Regions from separate parts of the Homo sapiens genome. Here region 1 is linked to region 2. Evidence: chromatin loops called from intact Hi-C (ENCODE). Cell type or tissue: GM12878. All regions are shown on one strand. Links, peaks and the distances in the headings refer to the core of each region. The heading gives the core; the rest is flanking DNA.

Region 1 (8,346 bases), core at 213-8,212, 240 kb before region 2:
ATAAATATTTCATTTACAGTAGTGTCAAAAATAAAATATTAAGTAAATATGTTTAACAAAAGAACCTCAACTGATACACAGAAAACAATAAAATATCATTGAAAAAATAAAAGAAGAGCTAAATAAATGGAGACATCCCATGTTGGTGGATTGGAAGACAATATTTTTAAGATGTCAATACTCTCCAAGTTGACCTACAGAGCAAATGTAATTTCTATCAAAATATCACTGCCTTGTTTGCATATTAACAAGCTGATTCTAAAATTCATATGGAAATGCAGAATGGCTAAAGCAATCTGGAAAAAGAAGCCAAAAGACTTACGATTCCTGTTTTCAAATGGTGCATGGCATTGTCAATAGTCTAGTGTGTCTGGGGTGCGGGAAGGGAGAAGTAGTAAAGGTCATAGTAGTAGGGCCTCCTTATATAGCATGAATGCTAGTCTATGGAATTTGGCCTCGATTGTAAACTAATGGGAATATAAAAGAGGGTTTAAGCAGGGAGTCAGATCTGTGTTTTTTTTTTTTTCTAATTCTGATTGGGAGGAGTTGGTGGGAGTGAGGATGAAAGTCTTTGTCTATTATTGCTTTTAGGAGTCCTTTTAAATACCAAGAACTGAACTCAATCCTCCCAGTCTGTATTTGAGCACCCAAGACATGCTGCAAATGAGACAGGACAAGCCTGCTGTTCACTGGACAGCTGAGGACAGTCACAGTTGTTTGGTGGAGCAACAACACTACTGCTCCCCTACTTGGCCTCAGTTCATATTGCCAAGGGTGGGAAAAATGTCCTGTTCTTTTTTGCCTGCCCTCATCCTGATTGATTCCTCAGCTCCAGACCTTTGGTTCTAAATGACATTATCACCATGGAGCCATTGCAAGCTCCATCTCTGCAGAGATTTTGTAATCCCTCCAGTTTTGCCATATGGCTTGCAAAGGGATGAAGAGTTGCCCTGCTTGAATATGGTTTGGGAAATTGGCAGGGTGTGATTTACACATCTCTTTAAAAAAATCCACATGCAATATTTCAGACTTATAAAATGTATAAAGAATTCTAAAACAAAACAATATATTTAATACTCAGTTTCAGAAATAAAGTAGGATCACAGAGCAGTTGAATTCCACTGTGTTTCTTTCCCCAATCACAGTCATTACTTCCACATGTCTATCCTTGCTTCCTGAGTAATCTCTGTCATACATTTGGTATTTGGTGTTCCTGTGCATTTCTTTATATTTTTAGTACATATATTCATCCTTAAGTGCTATATAGTATTTCATTGTATGTTTGAAAATTTGCTACAAATATTATCATACTGCTTTGTCCACTTGCAATACAATTTTTAATCAGTGTTTTGTTTATGAGGTTCACCTATGTTGAATTATGTAGATCCTGTTTGTTCCTTCTATAACTGTATAGTATTCAATTGTATACATATACCACAGTTTATCCATTCTCCTGTTGATGGGCATTTATGCTGTTTCCACTTTTTCAAAATTACAAAGTTGTTGCCACAAACATTCTTTTCTTCTTTTTTCTTTTCTTGAGATAGAGTGTCCCTCTGTAGCCCAGGCTGGAGTGCAGTGGTGCAATCTTAGCTAACTGCAACCTCTGCCTCCTAGGTTCAAGAGATTCTCCTACCTCAACCTCCCCAAGTAGCTGGGACTACAGGCCCACACCACCACACCCAGCTAATTTTTTTTGTATATTTAGTAGAGATGGAGTTTCACCATGTTGACCAGGAGAACTCTTGACATCAGGTGATCCACCTGCCTTGGCCTCCCAAAGTGCTGGGATTACAGGTGTGAGCCACCACACCTGGCCGTCACAAGCATTCTCTTTTTTTTTTGAGACAGAGTTTTGCTCATGTTGCTCAGGCTGGAGTGCAATGGTGTGATCTCAGCTCACTGCAACCTCTGCCTCCTGGCTCAAGCAATTCTCTTACTCAGCCTCCCAAGTAGCTGGGATTACAGGCATGTGCCACCACGCTCGGCTAATTTTGTATTTTTAGTAGAGACAGGGATTTCTTCATGTTGGTCAGGCTGGTCTTGAACTCCCAACCTCAGGTGATCCACCTGCCTCAGCCTCCCAAAGTGCTGGGATTACAGGCGTAAGCCACAGCGCCCAGCCACGCCAACATTCTTATCCACATCTTGTGTTCATATGTGAGAGTTTCCCTGGCATATATACCTAGAAGTGGAATTTCTGGGTTAATTTCCATATTTCTTGACTCAAGACCAAGAGGAAATTTGATTTGAAAGGATGTCACAGTACTTCCTAAGTTAAAATATTGTGTTCAGGCCAAACTTTACCAACACTTTACTGCTGAGTTTTAATATCTAAGAATAGTAATATGCTTGAAAGAAGAGGATGGCTGGGAGATTATAAATTTGTATGCAGTCTGCAGTAGGATGAAATGTGGAAAATGGTGACTTGCTGTATCAGTGTCATGTCTGGCTCTGTGTGGTTTTTTACACTGCATACCTGGATAAACGTAGGAGGTCTTCCTGCCTCCACTTCGTTTCACTTTAATCCCTACTCTCAGATTAGTCTTCCTAAAATTATCTTAATTTTATTACTCTGATGCTCAAAAACTACAGAAACTTATTTATCGGACAGAATACAAAGTGCATTAAGTCTTCCCCAGTTAGATCTCAACTTGTTGCCTTATCTTCCAGGTTTTTCTCAAAATGTTTCTATTACAATTAAACAATTAACTTCTCCTTGTACCCAAATAGCTCTTTTACTTCTTAAATTTGTATGTCCACTTTAGAATTCCCCTGCTAATGATCTTTCTCTCCTTTTCAATTATCTAAATTCTATTCATTCTGAAAGATAAATCTACATTAAATCTTTTCTACAAGCCTCTTATTATTACCCCTACACTGGCATGTGACAGCTACCCAGTATTGCTCTTGATGGGATGGACTGTTCTAGGAGGTAGTAAATTTTTTGTCATTGGAGATTGTTAAAGGAATTCTATGAAATGAAATGACGGATTTTTTAAGGTTAAGAGTCCCTTTCAACTTTAAGATAATTATGTCTATAACCTCTTCTATGGAGGCCTTGAATTATAATTTAAATTCTATATTTCTATTTAATTTTACTTGTACTTATTTTTATAATCCCCCTCATGAAACTGGTCAATGATGATGTAATTTCATTGCAACAACCCTATAATATGAAGTTTTGTATACTTCTCAAAAAATATACCAAATATTTTCAGAAGCAGAACTGAAATTATTGTTGTCACTTGTTTTCTTTGTTTTTATTATTTTAACGTGTGGCAGAGTGCATTTTCTAAAGATAGCCACATAATATGTGTTGGATTTGTGTTCCTGCCCAAATCTCAAGTAGAATTGTAATCCCCAGTGTTGGAGAAGGGGCACGGAGGGAGGTGATTGGATCAAGGGGGTGAATTTCCCCCTTGCTCTTCTCCTTACAGTAAGTGACTTCTCATGAGATCTGGTTGTTTAAAAGTGTGTAGTACCTCCCCCTTTGCTCTCTTCCTCCTTCTCTGGCCATGTAAGACATGATTCCTTCCTCTTTGACTTCCACCATGATTGTGACTTTCCTGAGGCCTCCCCAGCCATGTTCCTGTACAGCCTCCGGAACTGTGAATCAATTAAAACTTCTTTTTTCTTTATAAATTACCTAGTCTCGAGTACTTTATAGCAATGTGAGAACAAGCTAATACACTAGAATAATATTTTTTATGCCACACATTTTTTCTTGAAGCTTCCTCTTCTTCCATCAAGGAGTAAAACCTGTAATTTCTCTCCTTGGAATTTGGAACTGGGTGGGGTTTTTTGACTCCTCCGACCAATAAAATATGGTGGAAGTGAAGCTGTATAAATTCCAAATGTTGAATACTGTCATCTTGTTCTTTCAGAACTCATGTGCTTGGAATCTAGCGACCACGCTGTGGCGATGCACAAACTAGCCCACGTGGAGAAAAACCCGCAGACAGATTGTGTCTACTTTTATAGCTAGCAGCCCTGGTGAGGTACCATATGACAGCAGGCATTAGCTGCCAGACATGTGAATGAAGACGCCCCAGAGTGATTCCAGCCCCAAGCTGTTGTTGTTACCCTCATTCTTTGAGCCTTTCCAACTCTGTCCCCAGGCTTTGTAGAGCATAGACAAACCATTACTTCTGGGCCCTGCCCAAATTTCTGACTGACAGCATCTATCAGCATCATATAATGATTGTTTTACATTGCTAAATTTTGGGATGGTTTGTTATGCAGCAATAGAAAATGAAACAGCATGCTATTGCTGTTTCACAAAAATCACTTCAGAAACTTGTATTTAAGCCATGAGTCTAGAGATGGCAGTGGGCGACTGTGAATGGCTTTCAAGGTGATGAAATAACAGCTGAGTTTCCATTTACATCTCATGCATACTTATTCCATCATCTTCCCTGTAATAAAATTATGGGGATGTACTGTAAGAAATAATTGCTGCCTCAAGGAGTTTAAATTTGCTTTCTCCTTCAGCAGGTTGCAGCAAATAAAAATCTCCACACGCAAACATCAGTTAAAAGTCGTTGTTATCTGCAAAGTAAATGATTAAGGCTTTCTTTTGCTCAAGGGGCTTTTAAAACTAAGTATTGGCTATTTCATTTTGTTTGAATAGCTTGTGAAAATAATGGCAAGACAGTTTTAAACTCTCTTGATATCACAGAGTTAGTCTTTGGCTGAAGAGAATCGATCAAATTTGCCCATTCTCCTTCTGCTGACCACTTGTAATTCTGTCACATTATACTGTACTATAATTACTTTTTTGAGGACACAAATAAAGGGTGAGAACACAACATCATACACTTGGGATTCCTTCATAAATCACTCATGGCTTTCACCATGTTTGTTTCATTGTCAGTGATAATTACATGATCCTTTTCTCAACTGATTGTTTCATTCTATAAATATTTCTTCAATCAGATTCACTAAGTGAGCTGTGTGACACCCAGAAATCTCTTGGCAGTCACGTAAAGCAGAAGCAGAGATGAATTTGTTATCAGTCCCTGGGTCTGTCAAACTTGAAAAAGATCTCTGGTTCTGTCTGCACGTCCTAAAGCTGATGTACGAAAATATACAGAAGTGTCATGTTCAATAATATTACTAACCTTTTTGTGCACAAAAGAAATAGAATACAGAAAAAACTTTTCCCCCAATAACTTGTTTTCTAGAAATAACTTTGTTTCTTAGAATACATAAGTTGGGCAAATCTCCATATTCAGTTACTTTCAACTGTTAAAATTGGTTAGTATTTAACTAAAAGTACTTTTACTTTAAAATGTAGCACCCATGACGTTAAAAAAAAAAAACGAATTATGTTCTTAAAGCATTCTCTCTTTTTTAAGTTTGACCAGAGGAAAAACGCATGATTTGGTTAACATTTTTGACTAACACTGTCTTCTTTTCTTCATATTTTCTATACTGTTCATTAGATCTGAGATCAATGTTGTACTTTGGAGTTTATCATCCTCATGAATTTTGGAACATTTTTATTTTGAAATAATTATAGAGTCACAAGAAATTGCAAAGAGAGTACAGAGAAGTCCCAAGTACTCATCAGCCAGTTTCTGCCAATGGTCTCATCGAACATATAGTACAATATCAAAACCATTTAGTATTGATAGTTTATGTGTTGTTCCATGATATTTTATTACATGTATAGATTTGTGTAAGCACCACAATTAAGATACAGAACTATTCCACCATGACAAAATTCTCATCACACTCACTTTTCTTTCTTTCCTCTACCATCCCTAGCCCTGGCCATCAATAACTTTTTGCCATCACTAAAATTCTGTCATTTTGAGAGTGTTATGTAAATACAATAATACTGTATGTAACCTGTTGAGGGCTTATTTTACTCAGCACAACCTCAAGATCTAGCTAAGTCATTGCATGTATCAATAGTCTGTTCCTTTTCATTCTGAGTAGTGTTCTGTGGTATGAATATACTACAGTTTGTTTAACCATTCACCTATTGAGGAAAATTTTTACTATTACAAATAAATATGCTATTACCAGTCATATATAGATTTTTGGGCAGATATAAGCTTTTATTTTTCTAAGTAAATGCCCAGGAGTACAATTTCTGGGCTGTATGATAACTATATATTTATTTTAAACAGAAACTTTCAAACTATTTTCCACCAGAAATGTATGAGAGATCCATTTTCTCTGCATACCCATCAGCATTTAGAATTGGCATTATTTTTTATTTTAGCTGTTCTAAGAGATGAATAGGGCTATCCCATTGTGGTCTTAATTTGCACTTCCATGAACAGTGATGAACATCTTTTCATGTGTGCATTTGTCATTCATCTATACTCTTTAGTTAAATGACTTTTTATGTCTTATGTCCATTTTCTAATTGGATGTTTTATATTGAATTGGGGAGTTCTTTATATACTTTAGATTCTAGTCTTTTGTCAGATAGGTTGTTTACTAATATTTTCTCCCAGTCCATAGCTTGTCTTCCTTCCTCTTAACAGAGTCTTACCAAAATATTTTAATTCTGATGAAGTCCAGTTTACCAATTTTTTCTTTAATGGATCATGCTTTTGGTGTTATGTCTAAGAACTCTTCATCAAGCCCTAGGTCCAGAAGATTTTCTCCTATATTATCTTTGAAAAGTTTTATTTAAAAATGTTTTATATTTAATTTATGATCCATTTCAAGTTATTAATAATTTCCAAGTAATATATGAGATTTAGGTTAATATTTATTTATTTATTTTTGCCTATGGATATCCAACTGCTCCAGCACCGTTTGTTGAAAAGATTATCCAGTGAATTGCTTTTGCAATTTCATCAAAAATCAGTTGGCCATACTTTATAAGTCTCTTTCTGGGTTATTTTATTCCATTGACCTACATGTCTGTCTCTCTTCCAATACCACAGTGTTGACTACTACAGCTATGTAAGATTACTGTAGCTATATAAGTCTTGAAATAAGGTAGTGATTCTTCCCGCTTTATTCTCCTTTTTCAAAATTGTTTTAGTTGTTTGGTTTCTTTGCCTTTTAATATAAATTTTTATAATAGTCCTGTTTATACCTACACTTTTTTGCTGAAATTTTCATAGAAATTATGTTTAATCCATATTTGAATTTGGGGAGAATTGATATCTTTACTGTACTGAGTTTTCCAATTCATGAACATGGACTATTTCTTCAATTATGTTAGTCTTTTTATTTCTTCCATCAACATTTTACAGTTTTCAACATGTAAGTTCAAAACCTGTTTTGTCGGATTTACTCCTAAGGGTCTCTTTATTTTGAGTTACTGTAAATGGTATTATATTTTTAATTTTATTAGCTATGTTTTCATTGCTAATATACAGAAACACAACCAATTTTTGTTTATTTATTTTATATCTTGCATCCTTACTGAACTCAGTTATTACTCCCAGGAATATATATTTTTTAAAGATTCCTTTCAATTTTCTATGTAGACAATCATGTCTTCTTTAAGTAGAGACACTCTTATTTCTTCCTTTGATTTCTGTGTACCTTTTATTTCCTTTTGTTGCCTGACTGCACTGGATAGAACTTTCATCACTGTGCTGAATAAAAATGATGAAATGATCCTTCTTTTGTTCTCAATCTCGAGGAGAAAGCATTCAGTCTTGCACCAGTAAGTACAACATAGGCTGTAGGTTTTTTTGTAGGTGCTCCTTATCAAGTTGAGGAATCTCTCTCTATTGCTATTTTTCTGAAATGTTTAAAATCATGAGTGGGTGTTAGATTTTGCTAAATTTTTTTTTGTGTGTAGATTGATATTATCAAATGATTTTTCTTCTTTAGCCAATTAATATAGTAGATTACATTGATTAATTTTCAAGTAGTGAACCAGCTTACATTTCTGGATAAGCCCCATTGGTCATATATAATTATTTCCATATGTTTCTCAGTTCTATTTGCTAATACTTTATTAAGAATTTTGGCATCCATATTCATGAGGGATGTTTACCTGTAGATCGTGTGTGTGTGTGTGTGTGTGTAGCATCTTTCGTTTTGATATCAAGGTAATGCAGGGATCACTGAAGGAGTTCAGAAGAGTCAGCCTCCTCTGTTTTCTGGAAGAGATTGTGGTAGAATTAGTGTTAATTTTCATTTAAACTTTTGGTAGAATTATCCATGGAAGTCATCTGGACTTAGAGATTTCTGGGAGTTTTAAAATTATGAATTCAATTTTCTTAATAGCTATTGGTCTATTAAAATTATCTATTTCCTATTGGCAAATTGTGACGTTTCATACTTGTCTAGGAATTAGTCTATTTCATCTAAGTTGTCTAATTTGGGTCTAAAGTGATAACCATTGTTTTACTTCTGACA
Region 2 (8,346 bases), core at 64-8,063:
TCTGATTCTCTCCAGAAGTGGGCCTATGCTAGGACAGTAATTCATTTGTGGATCTCAGTGTTTTTTATTTGATTCTGACATTTTCAAAAGATAGGAGATTATTCATGAGCACATGTGAAAATCATCTCAGCAATTGTATTGGTTGATAAGACCAAGGTGATTCTGAAATGTCCTAAACCTACCAAAAGGCTTAAAGATTACCTAAGCACTTGTGAGAGGTCCTTAATTTTGTTTCTTTTTGTGTTGACAGGGGAGAGATCATGTTCTGAATACCCACCTGAGAAAAGGAAAATATTCAGAAAAGTTTTTTGGACAGCTAATAATTAAACTTCTACTACTCTTTAAAAGTGTCAAACCAATTGACAGTAGGGAAAGTGATGAAATAAAGGTGAAAGGGAAACATATTTCACTTCTAAGGTTGATCAGGACTAAATTAACCATGCGTTACTTCTCTAAGATCGTTCTATTTTGAGATAATTTTAAAAGACAATGGGTCTAATTATAAACAGTGACAGAAATAATTTGAGATTTTGGATAAACTTAGGAAAATAATAATAAACAATATATTTACTCCCATATTTCCATAACTATCAGTTTTGTCCTTCAGAAGGAAGCCAACCATGGCCAAACCCTATCTCTGAGGATGAGAAATTGTACTTTTGTTTTTACCATAGCCTTAGTTTTCAGCTAGATCCATGCCTAAGTTATCTACCAGCATTTTTGTGATAGTATTGAGGCTCACACTGAGCAGGAAGATGGGCCTGTTGAATTAGAGCAGGATAGCCCCACATTTCTTTTGAAGAAATCCATGATTAATGTGTTCTTGCGTCTCCCTCAGCAGGTTACACATTGGAAAGGTCTTTCCAGAAGGCTCTCTTAAAAAAAAAATTCACAGCATCAGCCAGATTCATGAATGTCTTCTCGCTACAGGAAAACTATCCAGACTGGAGATTTGCCAAAGGGCATACTTTGGCTTCCTGCCAGTATTTTGTAGTGGGGAAACATTATGTTGAGGGACTTCCTTTGCTCTAGTGAAAGCTTACTAAAGGTCAGAAAATTATCCATTTTACCCACACACGGTGTCTGACATTCACAGATTTATTGTGGTTCAGGAATTCATGACATGTCCTTTGAGTTTACCCTGGATGACAAAGAGAGTAGAAATATGATAATGAAATCATTATACATAAACATTAGTCTTTTCCACACATTTTCCTTACACTGCCCCCTCCACCAAAAAGTGTAAGTAATGGCTTGATTTGCTACATTCTATAATGCTTTAAATAACTTTAAAAAATGTTTTCCCAACAGAAATATAATAGCATTTGGTACATAATAACTAAACCTGATGTACTGGCACATAAATATAATCCTTCTTTAAATTTTTAAATTAGATCATTACATTTACAGTTCCATTTTTAAACTATACTTTTTAAACAAAACATTTGATGTTAAAGGGGAAATATCACAAGGACAGATGGGTTGTTTCTATCCCTTTATACTCCACTCTATTTTCTTTTTTATATTAAATACTAACATTAAGGAAAATTAGTGTCTTTTTGTTGTTCTTTGTGAAATAAATACAAAAAATCATGTGCGCAAACTGCTAAACTTTAACAAAGCAATACATAGAGACTTATTCTTTTTACAAATTAAAATTTATTTCAAGTCTTTTTCATTCAATGCCAGGCCTAAGACCACCAACCAAGAAATAATCTCTAGATTTTAATAGCCCCCATTAATATCTATGAAAGCACAGTAAATGCATAATTTTCACATCAGGATATGGAACCACAAGAAGTGAATTATTTATATGGACTACATAAAAGTAATCTAGCAATACCAACATTTGCCAAACAAAAGTATCCTTTATAATTTTCATTCATTCAACAAAGATTCATTGAATTCCCACCAAATGCTTTGCACCAAGGCAGAAGTTTTCAGGGATTTGAGATGTATAACATGCAACTCCTATCCTAGAGAAACTAGGCTTTTTGTGTGTTGAGAGGGGAGTTTAGCAGACACAGAAGTATGTGTGCACAAGATAACTTACACCTACACAAGATACCCAGTCATATTATGTGATTACAGATGCAATAACAGTCATAGTAGACAAAGGGCATAGTGGCTCAGAAAGAATTGTGCTCACTATTATTTTTTAACTGTCTAATAAGTTGTCATGGAAATGGTGGGGCATTATTCCAAAGGATAAACCAATGGCCAAGGAGTCCACTCCTCACAGATGTATACATCTAATTGAAAGGAATTCTGTTGATACTCTGTTACCCTGGATAAATATTTTTATACCTTAACACCCCTCTTCCCTCTTTCTCTTCTCCCACTCCACACCCATCAGCTGCTTGTGCTTGTAGTGCCTGTTGCTATGATTCCTACATGTTCTGCCAGAAATCCTAAGCAAAAGTGAACCTTAATCTTTGAGCACCAGAGAAAACAATGTTACATTAATGACCTATCCTTATACACAAATGAGAATTGGGAAGGGGGCATATATATGAATGCATGGATTTCCTGAAGAACTTTCACGAAGAGTTATAAGCCATCTCTTGTATCATCTTCTGTGGAACCAAACCAGCCTCCTCCAGAATTATTAATCTCTGTGAATAGATGACTAAGCTAGATGGCAACTAAGTGTTCATACTTTGTAGTTAAGTTTTCTAAATGTTTTTGAACCTGCAAATTTATCCTCTTTTCTTTTTTCTTAACATTATAGTTTTAATCTTTAGAATCAGCACTAGAAGAAGGATCATTAAGAAACTTAATGTATGTACACTTAAAGGTAAGGAAATTAAAATCAGATATAAACTGCAGGATGTTCATAACAGAGGAATTGCTTTTGTTTCTAACCCTCCTGGGTCCAGTCTCCAGCCATGAGGTATCATGACATCATCATGTGATGGTAGTCCATGATGTGAGATGGAACAGAGAAGACATTAAGGTGTTACAGTGCATCCTGGCCAACATGGTGAAACCCCATCTCTACTAAAAATACAAAAATTAGCTAGGCATGGTGGTGCACGCCTGTAATCCCAGCTACTCAGGAGACTGAGGCAGGAGAATCACTTGAGCCGGGGAAGCGGAGGCTGAAGTGAACTGAGATGGTGCCACTGCACTCCAGCCTGGGTGACAGAGCAAGACTCCATCTCAAAAATAAAATAAAATAAAAATAAAAAATAAAATTGTTACAGTGGCACAAAGGTTCTCCAGAAGGTAGAAAACTTACTGTTTTTCTTTAAAGCCTTTTTCTGCTTTGTTTTCTTCAGAACTTGACTACAATTAAGATATTTCACACACGTTATGCCTTATTTGGAGAAGTCAAGTCATGCATCCTTTTTTTTTTTTTTTTAACAAACTGCCTGCTCTCTGCACCAACAATATGGATGCTGTTTTCACATATCAAGCCAAAAAAGAAATCAATTTATAGCCTGTTATTCAAATTAGGCCATCTGTGAATTCCTCGTTGTACAGAGAGTTTTTATGGCCAGCTATTCTTAAAAGTTGACAGGTGTTCAAGAAATATGTGTTAATTTTACAAATTGAAATTTTATTTATTAAGAAATTCCATGCACTCAGAAAGAGATGTGACTTGAACAGGCTAGCTTTGTTGAAAATGAGCAATCCAAATCTTTGAGAGATACAAGGACCAACTTTCCAGGCCAAGATGCCCCTTTAAGTAATGAAACAGTAGGATTTATTTTACTACTGAACGGTTAGGGATAGCCAAAATCTTATTCTGGGCCACAAGTCTATGACCTATTTAAAAGCTGAGAGACTTTGTACATTTCTGAGGTTAAACAAAGGGGCCTATGGTTCAAAAAAACGTACAGCAACGAAGCCCAGAGGCAAGGCCTGAGTAGTCGGGAACAGGCTGCAGGAATCCAGCTCTTCCCAACTTTGCTCATCTCTGTTGCTATTTTATTTAGTGAAGTTATCCTTAGTGACTAACTCAGAATCAACAGATCTTATGCAAGTGAATTCCTATCTGGGCTAACAAGAACCAGGGAGGTGGTACAAAAGAACACTGAAATCCTAGAGAAAAGGTCTATGGAAACATCAGCGATCTTTAATTCACTTTTCTCTTCCTCTAAGAACCTGCTTTTGTATTTCCCTTTCTCTCCTTTTCTTATTACTCCCCTTCATCAGTCATTCTTTTCTGTAGTCAGTTGGGTTACCACCCAAACCCACAGTGACACCTGCTGGCCAATTTGCAATGGTGAGCCTGAATCCTGCGAGGTCTTGCTTGGCCCACAGTAAGCAAGAGTCCATTGAGGCAAACACTAAATACTACACAATTCTTTTAGAAACTTAGACAGTGAGAAAAAAATTAAGTGAGCATTGCCAGGGAAGTTCAGGAATGGAGAATTTTGCAGAGAAAGCTGCCTGAACCATTACAAATGTAAAATGTATGTATTATAGGTGTTTTTACCTCATAAAAAATAGCCAAAAATATATCCGGTGCTGTGAGACAATTGTGAAGACTTAAGAAAATAGTTATGGTAATCACTCATGGAATGTCACTTTTTACATTGGTTTTCAGTAACTACACTTATAGTCCAAAAGGTTTTATATTAGCATTAATTTATATTAAGTCCCCCCCAAAAAACGCAGGAGAATATGTTGCACAAACATTTATTTCCTTTAAATATATTGATTAGAGCTCCAACACAAAGGGTTAAAAATTTAGGTTTAAGACTTTTTTTTCTGTTATTTCCCAAGGACTTCCAATTCTTGGTCAAGTTTCTTTACTGAAGAATATTCATATTTTGTTAATCCTAAGTATTTATACATTGGTTATTTTGGCTGGGTACATTTTTGAGGATGTTTGCTTTGTTTCAAGCAAATCCGTTCCTGACTGGAAAGTACAAATTCTAGCAAAAACAAAGACAACAGAAATATTTTTTAACATTAATACATTTTCTTAAAATATTTACACTTTTCATTTGAAGGTTAAATCCTAGGAATAATTCTCCATACACATGTTCATATTTGAAACAGGAGGTTGTCCCCAAGGACTTGTAGCAACAAATGTGTATTGGACAAAAATGTTGGCCTTCTTCATCCTTACTCTGTGTTCTAAAAGCCAAAACTTCATTTTAGCATGACCTTAGAAGAATAGTGATACTTTTAGAATTTCCTGGTATTTGGTGGAAGGAATGTTTTTATTTGACTGCAGATGTCACTTGGTTTACAGGAAGGATTTGGTAATGCATTCATGCCAGTACTGCACTTACCCCAGATTTCTTGCTATGTAGGAAGAACACATGTCAAAGCTCACTGTTTGTTAAATGGAAAAGATTCAGTACACCAGAAGCTTCTATTATAAACATTGTGACTTTGTGCAATTTACAAAATGTTCTATCTCCATTAAACAATAAACCCTTGACCCCAGAGCTCAGTTTTGGGATTCTGCGATTTGAGAAGGTAGACATAATGGATGGCAATAATAAATGAAAAGTTCAAGAGGTTAAGAAAAACTGTTTAATTATTTCTGTACAGCGTGGGCTGCAGAAAGCTTGCATGTCTGCCTTCTTCCTCATAGAAACACTGCATGGAAGAGATCCACCAGGGCAGCCCAGGCAGGGCATAAAAGCAGGTTGCGGTCCCTCAGCTGTGTTTATGAACAAATGATTTCTAGATACCCTTCCATCTCTGAATCTTTGCAGTTCCTGCCAGGGGAGATCCAGTGCCAGTCCCAGCGCTCAGCATCTGTTTTCCAAAGAGCTTGGATTTGTTAGCATGAGAAATTCATTGCTCACAGTTGCTCCCCAGCTGTGGCACTAGTGAGTGTAGCCTCTTTGCCTTATTTATTTGGAGAAAACATGTCCTCTCTTGGAGGTTCTCTTATATAACTAGTCCTGGACACAGGCCGCTGTGCTTTTAATCCCAGGCCCATTAAGCTGCCTTGTTAGTGAAAGAACTCCTCCACATTTGAATTTCACAAGGTTGGGATGTCCACATGAGGGCAGAACTTGGCGATTCCCAAGGCACCAAGCTCTAAACCAGATGTCTAAGAAATAAGGGAAGTCTATTAACTTGGGCCTTAATTGGAGAGATAATCTAGGGACAGGTCTCAGTGGAGCTTTGGAGGCCAGGTGAAAAGCCTTCCCAGAAGGAAATGACCAGAGCAGAGCTGCTAGGAATTCCTCGCAGGGTCCACACTGCATTCAGAGCAGGAGCTATCAAAGAATGCTTTGTAGGTCTAAACCCTGGATCTTAAGGATAGCAGACAAGCATTCTTGTTGTTGCCAGATGAATGTGAATTCTTTAGAGCTTCCTATCTCTCCACCCATCCCAAAAAATGTACAATAAATTGCTATCTGTCTTATTCCATCTAGACTTGCAGAAACCAGATAGGGGCAGCTGCTTAGATGACCCTTGGCTTCTGAACTCTAGAAGAAAAGCATTGTGAAAGCTGGGACATGGGAAAGGAAAAGAACTTGGCTTTGCTTTAATTTAGACACTGAGGATTTTTTCTTTAAAATCTGGGGAAAAAACCGTAGAAATCAAAACTTTAATGAAAGAATTATAGAATTTATTCAGTGTCTTAATATGGAAAACACTGTGACCAGCATTCCCCACAAAAGAGGGGAAACTGCCTTTTTTCCCAATGTTTGGATTACATGACAGGAGGTGGGCAGAACAATGAATAAGAACCAGAGCTTTGAGTGAGAAAGTTCTGGATTCCACTATTACCTAGGTGGGTAATGTTGGGGAAGTTATTTAAATTCTGTAAACTCCAGTTTTCTAATCTGTAAAATAGGGATAATAATAGTTCTGACCTCAGATTGTTGTAAGGATTAAATGACACAGTGCACCTAAGAAGACACAGAACCTAGGATCTGGCACTCTTCAGTCATTGCTGGCAGTGTCTTTTACAATTAAGCCATCAACTGTGACTAGAAAGTCCTCGAATTTAAAGCCAATCTTGACAAGACTCTGTGTGACCTAGAACAATTTTTTTCCCATTCCTTTGGTTCATTGGGATGAATAATAGAGTGGATGAAATGTTCCTTGTTTCCAATCTGTATGAGATTAAAGTAATCATTTCGATGGGAAAAGGCTATGCCCCAGAAACAGGTGCCTTTATTCTATTCTTATTCTGCACTGTACAGACAACCTCCTGACCAAAGAAAAATTGCAAACTCCATGGCCTCAGCACTAACTGAGACATATGGGAGAAGGGGCACGTGAGTAGACACACTGGGTACAGGCCATCTGGTCCCCAAGCAGAGAAAGCCTGGTTGAACCAAACTCAGAAGTAGGCTTGAGCAGAGTTTCTCAACTGCCATGCTCCTCCCATTCTGCACACTGGTATGCCTCAGATGGAGTGAGCCACAGCAGGAAGAAGAGGGGGCTGCCCAGGTGCAAAGCCAATGAGGCATGGACTTCAGGCACAAAACTTAAGAGGGCACCAAAAAACTCAGTAATCAAATAATATTTCAATACCGTACTTCAAAGGAAAATTTAATGTATAAAACCCCAGGTTGAGCAAAATATAATTTTAAATAAAGACAAGATTGTAGGGTTCAGAAGCACTTCAGAAGACACGGGCTGGAACTAACTTGGGGCTGTTGTTGCAACAGAAAAGATCTAAGTCTGACTGAGCTAAATGGGGTGCTAGAAGTCCTCAATGGAAAAGCCCATATATGTCCAAGGTCTGTTTCTGAAGGCCTTGCCCCCAGAAAGCCTTGTTCCCATCATTGCTTTATAGTAGACACATGGAAAGCTCCCCACTCTGTCTGGGAGATAATCTGAGAAGTATGCTCTGTACTTCTCTGGGTTCATTCAAAGAGAATTTTTACTTCCAGGTTCAAAGAAAAAAAATTGCTTATCAAAGAGCTCAAGAGATTTCTTGAACCCAGATCTAGTGTTTACCATGCAATATTTTGATGAATGAGAGTTAAATGATTCCAAAATACACGGATTAAATTTCCCTAGAATATACACGGTTTTGGAAAATGAAAGGAAAATGGTACTTTGAGCAAAATACATTTTTGGCTCTGCTGAACCCCAAATATTAAAAAAAAGAATATAAAGTTTGCCAAACCCCAAGTGCTTCTGGGCTCACATATTCTGGCTCTCTCCTTGAGAACACCTTTCTACCATCATTTTCCCCAGGCAGCTCTACTCACAACAGGAAGTCTGTAACTCAATTTCCCTTTCGTAAATAAAGGCATCTTTAAATGGTATAGACCTGACATCCACATCGGAAGGCAAGAAAAATATGGCAAATACAGTTCTTTGGGGTCTTGTCATCCACACAGGATCATCATACAATTAGGCAGTAGGATGGCAGGTGCTAACCTTGGGGGGACTCTGATTAAACAA

What was found. Hi-C counts contacts between places; a loop is a spot of excess contacts. Peaks named below come from ENCODE experiments on the same cell type or tissue, not always from the same donor. Only the 100,000 strongest peaks of a DNase experiment are listed, where the experiment ranks them.
Region 1: it touches region 2 in a loop (3-fold over the local background); 3 of 110 quality-filtered maps call a loop at or near these places.

The regions. Positions count from the first base shown.
Region 1 is chr14:53,776,011-53,784,356 of GRCh38, reverse strand. The region is part of intron 3 of LINC02331 (long intergenic non-protein coding RNA 2331); the gene reads left to right. Among named protein-coding and RNA genes, the nearest start is that of LINC02331, 71 kb to the left of the region's middle. In GM12878, for the core only: a CTCF peak has its summit at 4,318; no DNase peak of the experiment used is centred there.
Region 2 is chr14:53,535,545-53,543,890 of GRCh38, reverse strand. The region is part of intron 2 of LOC105370504 (a long non-coding RNA gene); the gene reads right to left. Among named protein-coding and RNA genes, the nearest start is that of LINC02331, 310 kb to the left of the region's middle. In GM12878, for the core only: CTCF peaks have their summits at 862 and 4,214 (motif pointing left); a DNase peak (open chromatin) is centred at 4,160.